Regions from separate parts of the Homo sapiens genome. Here region 2 is linked to region 1. Evidence: chromatin contacts called from ENCODE Hi-C data. All regions are on one chromosome and are shown on one strand. Each heading gives the region's core, a stretch centred on a gene start or an enhancer-like site at or near the end of the contact. The rest is flanking DNA. Distances are from core to core; before and after follow the strand shown. Region 1 overlaps ADAMTSL3 (ADAMTS like 3). Region 2 holds the start of ADAMTSL3 (ADAMTS like 3).

The links. A loop is a pair of places that touch in the nucleus more often than their neighbours do. Pooled maps may share reads with other maps.
Region 2: a loop to region 1 is called in a map of PC-3, with 14 times the contacts of the local background. The contact joins the promoter of ADAMTSL3 here to the enhancer-like site in region 1. A Hi-C loop is called at or near these places in 23 of 168 maps with a recorded cell type or tissue (Calu3, MCF 10A, PC-3 and 16 more) and 18 of 50 pooled maps.

The regions. Positions count from the first base shown.
Region 1 is chr15:83,745,875-83,748,583 of GRCh38, forward strand. All of the region lies in intron 3 of ADAMTSL3 (ADAMTS like 3), which reads left to right. Among named protein-coding and RNA genes, the nearest start is that of ADAMTSL3, 93 kb to the left of the region's middle. Within about 2 kb of position 1,322, at least 8 of the 41 ENCODE cell types and tissues checked have a DNase peak (open chromatin) inside an H3K27ac peak, as active enhancers do; they include PC-3, ascending aorta, heart right ventricle and 1 more, where a contact is called at or near this core.
Region 2 is chr15:83,652,653-83,655,374 of GRCh38, forward strand. ADAMTSL3 (ADAMTS like 3) reads left to right here and starts at 1,471. Exons shown (of 30, transcript NM_207517.3): 1 at 1,471-1,624. RefSeq lists an enhancer at 1-109.

The DNA of each region.
Region 1 (2,709 bases), core at 72-2,571:
AACCAGACAAAGCTGTGTCAGGTACATTATCAAATGACTTTCACATAATCTCTTCTTTAATTCCACAACAACCCTCTATCAGTTATTAGTGTTGTCAGCTGCAGGGAACATAATGCCATGCCAAAGGCTGTTCTAACAAATAGGCCTGGGACAGTGGCTCAGTGATGCTCTCAAAATCCAGGCTCCTTTCCCTCTGTTCTTTGTACTCAGTGGGTTGGCCGTTCCTCTTATGGTTGCAAAATGGCACTGCAGCTTCAAGCACCACATTGAATTCCAAGGAAGAAAGGAGAGAAGAGGTATAGAATTGCCTATGTCCCTTTGTCTTATTAATCAAGAATGTGATGTTTGCCCAGAAGCACCGACAGAAAATGACCAGTTTTCCCATCCTCCCTTGCAGTCTGAGTGGCCATGTGAACCAGTTCTGGTCAATGACACGTAACTGGTTCACATGGCCACTCAGAGTGCAAGGGAGGCTGGGAAAGTGTGAACACTATAGTCTTGTTGACTTATGATTCACCACCTGGGGTTCTGTTAGCAAAAAAGAAAGGAGGGTGTGGATATTGGGTGTTAACTATCAGTGTCTGTCACAAATCCTCTGTTTGCTTTACCCATGAAAATGTTCGTATTTAAATACATAACTGGATCAAAATCACCAGCTCTTGAATGACAGAGTTAATACATCAACTGCGGTCTATTGCTCATGTTCCTGTTTGCAGTTAACTGGGAACCTTTTGGGTAATGTGAATGATATTTACAATGATAGTTACATGATGAAGCTAGTCTCTTGTGAAAACAGTATACTTCGGGTTGGAAGTAGTTTCTGATTTTTTAAAAAGTGAAGTCAGCCAGGCATTGTGGCTCACACCTGTAATCCCAGTGCTTTAGGAGGCTGAAGTGAGAGGATTGCTTGAGCCCAGGAGTTGAGGCTGCAGTGAGCCATGATTGTACCACTGCACTCCAGCCTGAGTGACAAAGTGTGACCTTGCCTCTTAAAAAAAATGAAATTTTCTTACTTATTAAACTGATGGAATAAATACTTTTCAGTTTGTACTAATGTAAGGCAATAATGTAATATATGGCAATAATATAAGGCAAAGCTTTGCTATGGATTTTCTATGGGGAGTGCGAATAAAAGGATTAGAACTTAGAACTTTCATATACTTTACCTCTGTGTGGACATCGAGAAAAATGCCAAGACTAATAGAAGTGATGGGTTAGATGGGGTTTAAGAGAAGGCTGCCCAGATGATATGGTGTTAGGTGTCACTTGGAAGTTAGGTTAGATAAGGAAGTGTTGGGCTGCCCTCTTGCTGCAAGTGTCTGAAATCCTAGTTAGCTGAGAGCCAGTTCTGGCCATTTCTGAGGTTTGCTGCCTCCCTAATCCCACACTTGCATCCTGTTCCTGTTTTGCTTTCCTCTGCTGCTCGTCTTTCACTTTCTCTTTCCTCACTTGGGAAGAGTGTTGAAACAACATTTCATTATTTGGCACTGCAAGGCAGTAGTAGTGTCCCCACTTTGGTCAGTTTCTGCTCTGGCAGGAGAAATGGTTTCAGTAAGTTTTTCCATTTCCTATTTGTTAGACTTCCTCTCAGGTACCCATCCAGATCTGTCCACAAGTGTGAGAGAAGGCTTGGACGCTGTTCCTCTCACCATTTCAGAGCAGTAGTGGAAGTGACCCTGTGCCCTGGCTGAAGGACATTCTCCAAGGTCAGCTTTTAAGTGTTCCCCTGGAGGACGAGAGGATTTATCTTTCCTTTTCAGACCATGTTCACATGTCATGAAATTCAAAATTTGGCCCTAACTGTTCATCATAGGTCCTTGTTTACTTTTTGTCTACTTCGTAAGAATGGCTGTGGTGCAGTTTTGTTTTAATTAAGACAAACCGATGTCTCCCAAACATCCATTGCTCTCTGTGAGAAAGAAACAAAAGGAACAGTTTTGCTTGGCTGTTTAAGGATGGAGAAGCGGATCTTATTTCAGAACATGGGTCATCCTAGATGGACGAGGGCAGCTCAGGGTGGAGCAGCCATGAGATCTGGCAGGTCCAGACTCCCTGGCACCAGAATGGCAGCTCTCAGCAAGTGTCTGCTTGGCGTCTCCTGGAGTCTTGTTGGCATGGAAGAGAGACCTTGTACAACATTCCTCATATGTCATTCCCCTTAAAGAAAACATTTCTTCTCCTTTCTGTCTTCACCTCCAATCCCATGTTTGAGAATACAAATCAAACTTATTCTCGTTCATTCTAAAGGGAGTAGCACATCAAAAGTACACTGCTCCTTTCTTCAGTGCCTCTTACAAGGAGCCTGTGGGGATAGCAGCACTCTGCCCTTAGGGAACTATAGTCTAGCAGGGAAAGAAGAATGACATATTAGTTGAAGTGGATCGTCAGTTCAAGATTGGTTACATCTTCATTATCAAGATTGTCATCCTTCATTGATCACTCACTGTGTAGCAATGTCATGATGCTAGTTCTTAGGGATACAGAGTAGGCAGGCTGGGCATGGTGGCTCATGCCTGTAATCCCTATACTCTGGGAGGCCAAGGTGGGAGGATTCCTTGAGCTCAGGAGTTTGAGACTAGCCTGGGCAACATGGCGAAACCCTGTCTTTACAAAAAAATACACAAAAAGTAGCCAGGCATGGTGGTATGCACTTGTAGTCCCAGCCAGTTGGAGGCTGAAGTGGGAGAATCACTTTACTCTGGGTGGTCA
Region 2 (2,722 bases), core at 221-2,720, 93 kb before region 1:
CTCTGCTCACTTGCCACAAGTCCAATCATTTTACATAGAGTGGAGAGACAGCCTTGAAGATCCTCTTCTTGGTCAGAGGAAGTCACCAGAGTAAGTAAGGGAAGAATGAGTGAGGAAAGCAGGCAGGGCCAATTGCTCTTGGCAAAGCTCTAGCAGTAACCGGAACGCAGCAACCACAGAGAAGGCAGGAGAACAACTTTAGGGGTGAACAGTCCAGGCTCTAGAGAGAGGCAGATAGGGGTTCCAGTCCTGGCTTCTCCACTCATGGTGGGCAAGTTATCCTCCCAGCCTCAGATTTATCCTAGGTGAAATGGGATAATGCTCGAACTACTGCTGCTGTGAAGATCAGATAGACACAAAGAGCTTGGTACTCGACAGACACCCAAGGAAATGGCGACTGTGGTAGGACTTAGGTGGGGGCATAATGCAGCCTTTAAGATCAATCTCCTGGCCCTTGGCTTATCCTGCTGGGACTAGGACAAGGACAGGGACAAACATTTCCTTTTACTTCTCCTCACCTCCAGAAGTACACAGGCAACTCACCCCAGTCTCTTGTCCGCGACACTCTTCCCCCCAACCCCAAATCCCAGGCCTGGACACGGCATGATTCTGGCACCTGTGGAGCTCTCAGTTCCCCAAGCCCGGCTCAGACAAGGAGGCGCCAGGTACCCAGTTAAGAGGCGCTCCTGCAAGATCCTCGTGGTCCCTGGCTGCCAAAGGTCCCAGGCCTCTGGGCAGTGAGCGCTCCACAGTCCCTTGTGTGGCGTCTATGCTGCGCGGAGGAGGCGCAGGCCAGGAGAGGGCCATTGGTCTCCACTATGGTCCTGCCTGGCCAGGAGTGCCTATGGCTCTTAGGCACGAGCCAGCGGTTCCGGGCAAACCTCTGTGTGGCTGCTGGGCCTGACTTTGCAGAGCTGGCGCCCGGGTCTGGGCGGGGTGGGTGGAGGCTATGGGAGGTGGGGCCGGGGGTGGGCTCGGGGGGAGCGACGGCATCCCTGCTCCGGCTCCGGCTGAGGCGGGGCGGCCAGGCTGGCTTGCGGCGCAGCGGCCGCCTTTCCCCAGTGCGCCTGCCGGCGGCGGCGGTGGCGGCGTCGGCAATCCCGGCTCTTGGCACAACGCCTGGCGGCCGGCCCAGGGCGAGGAGTGGCTTCCAGGAAGCGGGCGGAGGAGCGTTCCAGCCGAGTCCCGCCGTCGCCGCGGCCCCGCGCGCTCCGAGCGGCCCGGGCCTGGCCCCACACGGCGTCTCTTCGCGCCCCCGGCGCCTCCAGCTCAAGCCGAGGGCGCGGTGCCGGCGCGCAGGCTGACGGGCGCCTGGGCGCGCCGTGCACTTGCCGGGCGGTGCAGGTGGCGGCGCGCGCCCTCCGCCTCTGGGCCGGGGCCAGCGCAGCGCTCTGCGCGCCCGGAGGGGGCGGGAGAGGCGGGGCAGCCCCCGTCCCAGCCCCATTTAACTTCGCGGCGGCGGCGGCGACTGCGGCGCCGCGGGCTGGAGGCCGGCGTCGGGGAAGGTCCTGGTGCCGGATTCCGCACGAGGTGTTGACGGGCGGCTTCTGCCAACTTCTCCCCAGCGCGCGCCGAGCCCGCGCGGCCCCGGGGCTGCACGTCCCAGATACTTCTGCGGCGCAAGGTGGGTGCACCGAGCTCGGCGCAGGGCGGCCCCTCAGGGGTCGGGGGAAGGCGCTCCCCAGAGGGAGTAAGACTTGGAGCAGTGGCCTCTCTAAGCAAGTTGGGGGTCTCCAAGCAGAGTCGGGGCGTGCCACGCGGGCCCCAGGGGGCCTCAGGACTGGGGTGCTCCTCACTGCTGGGCACCTCGGGTCGGGCGCGCTTCGTGCCGTCCCGGAAGGTTCAGGGAGAGTCTTTCGGCGGCAGTTCGCGGGCTGAGGGGCGTTCTTGATTATGGGGGAACTCCACAGGGTTGGAGTTTTTCAGGATTGGGAGTTACTAAGCAGAAACCTCGCGGGTCCGAAGGTCCGGCCGGTTGACCACTGGGTAGCGAGCGCCCAGAACGCCGGGGGTTGAGGCGACGCGCGATCGTGGAAAGTGGGCGTGGGGGTGACCGGGACGCGGCGGAGGCACTGGAGGAGCGACTTCGAGGCAGCGGGTAGTCGGAGGAGTGTGCACTCGGAAGGCTGGTGCGAGCAGGCGAGGGTGGCGCAGAGTCCCAGGGCCCCGCACTGGCCGCCTCCCTTCAGCCAGGAGTCGCCGCCTCAGGTCGGAAACAGCAGCACATTTGCGGATCACATTAGACCAGGCCCTTAATGCCTTCTCCAGATGGAGAGAAGCCACCGACCCGCCCCCGGACACCAGCTCCGCCAAGGCGCCCGCGAGGCGAAGCGGGAGTCGAGTGTGACCTCGGCTTTTCCAGTCTCGACTCATACTGATTTCCCTGTAAATTGACAGGAAAAGTAAGGGAAAAAGTCCCCGCTTCCCTCCTGGTTTCAGCTGACCTCTGCTGGCTGGCCCTCACCTACTTTTAGGAGATTGTGTTAGGCTGGCTCAGGGGCTGTGTCCTCCAAACCTCCCTGAACTTAGCTCTCAGGCGTCTCTCTGGGTGTGGGTCCCGGACCTCGAGGGCGCACGGTGTCATCTAGCGAGGAAAGCCTTGAACTATCAGAAGATCTGCGTTTCAGCCCTAAAATGTCACTATCTTGCTGTGTGACCTTAGGCAGGTCCTTTCCCTCTCTGGGCGGCTTTGTTGTCTTAGACTCATTTTTGCCGCGAGCAG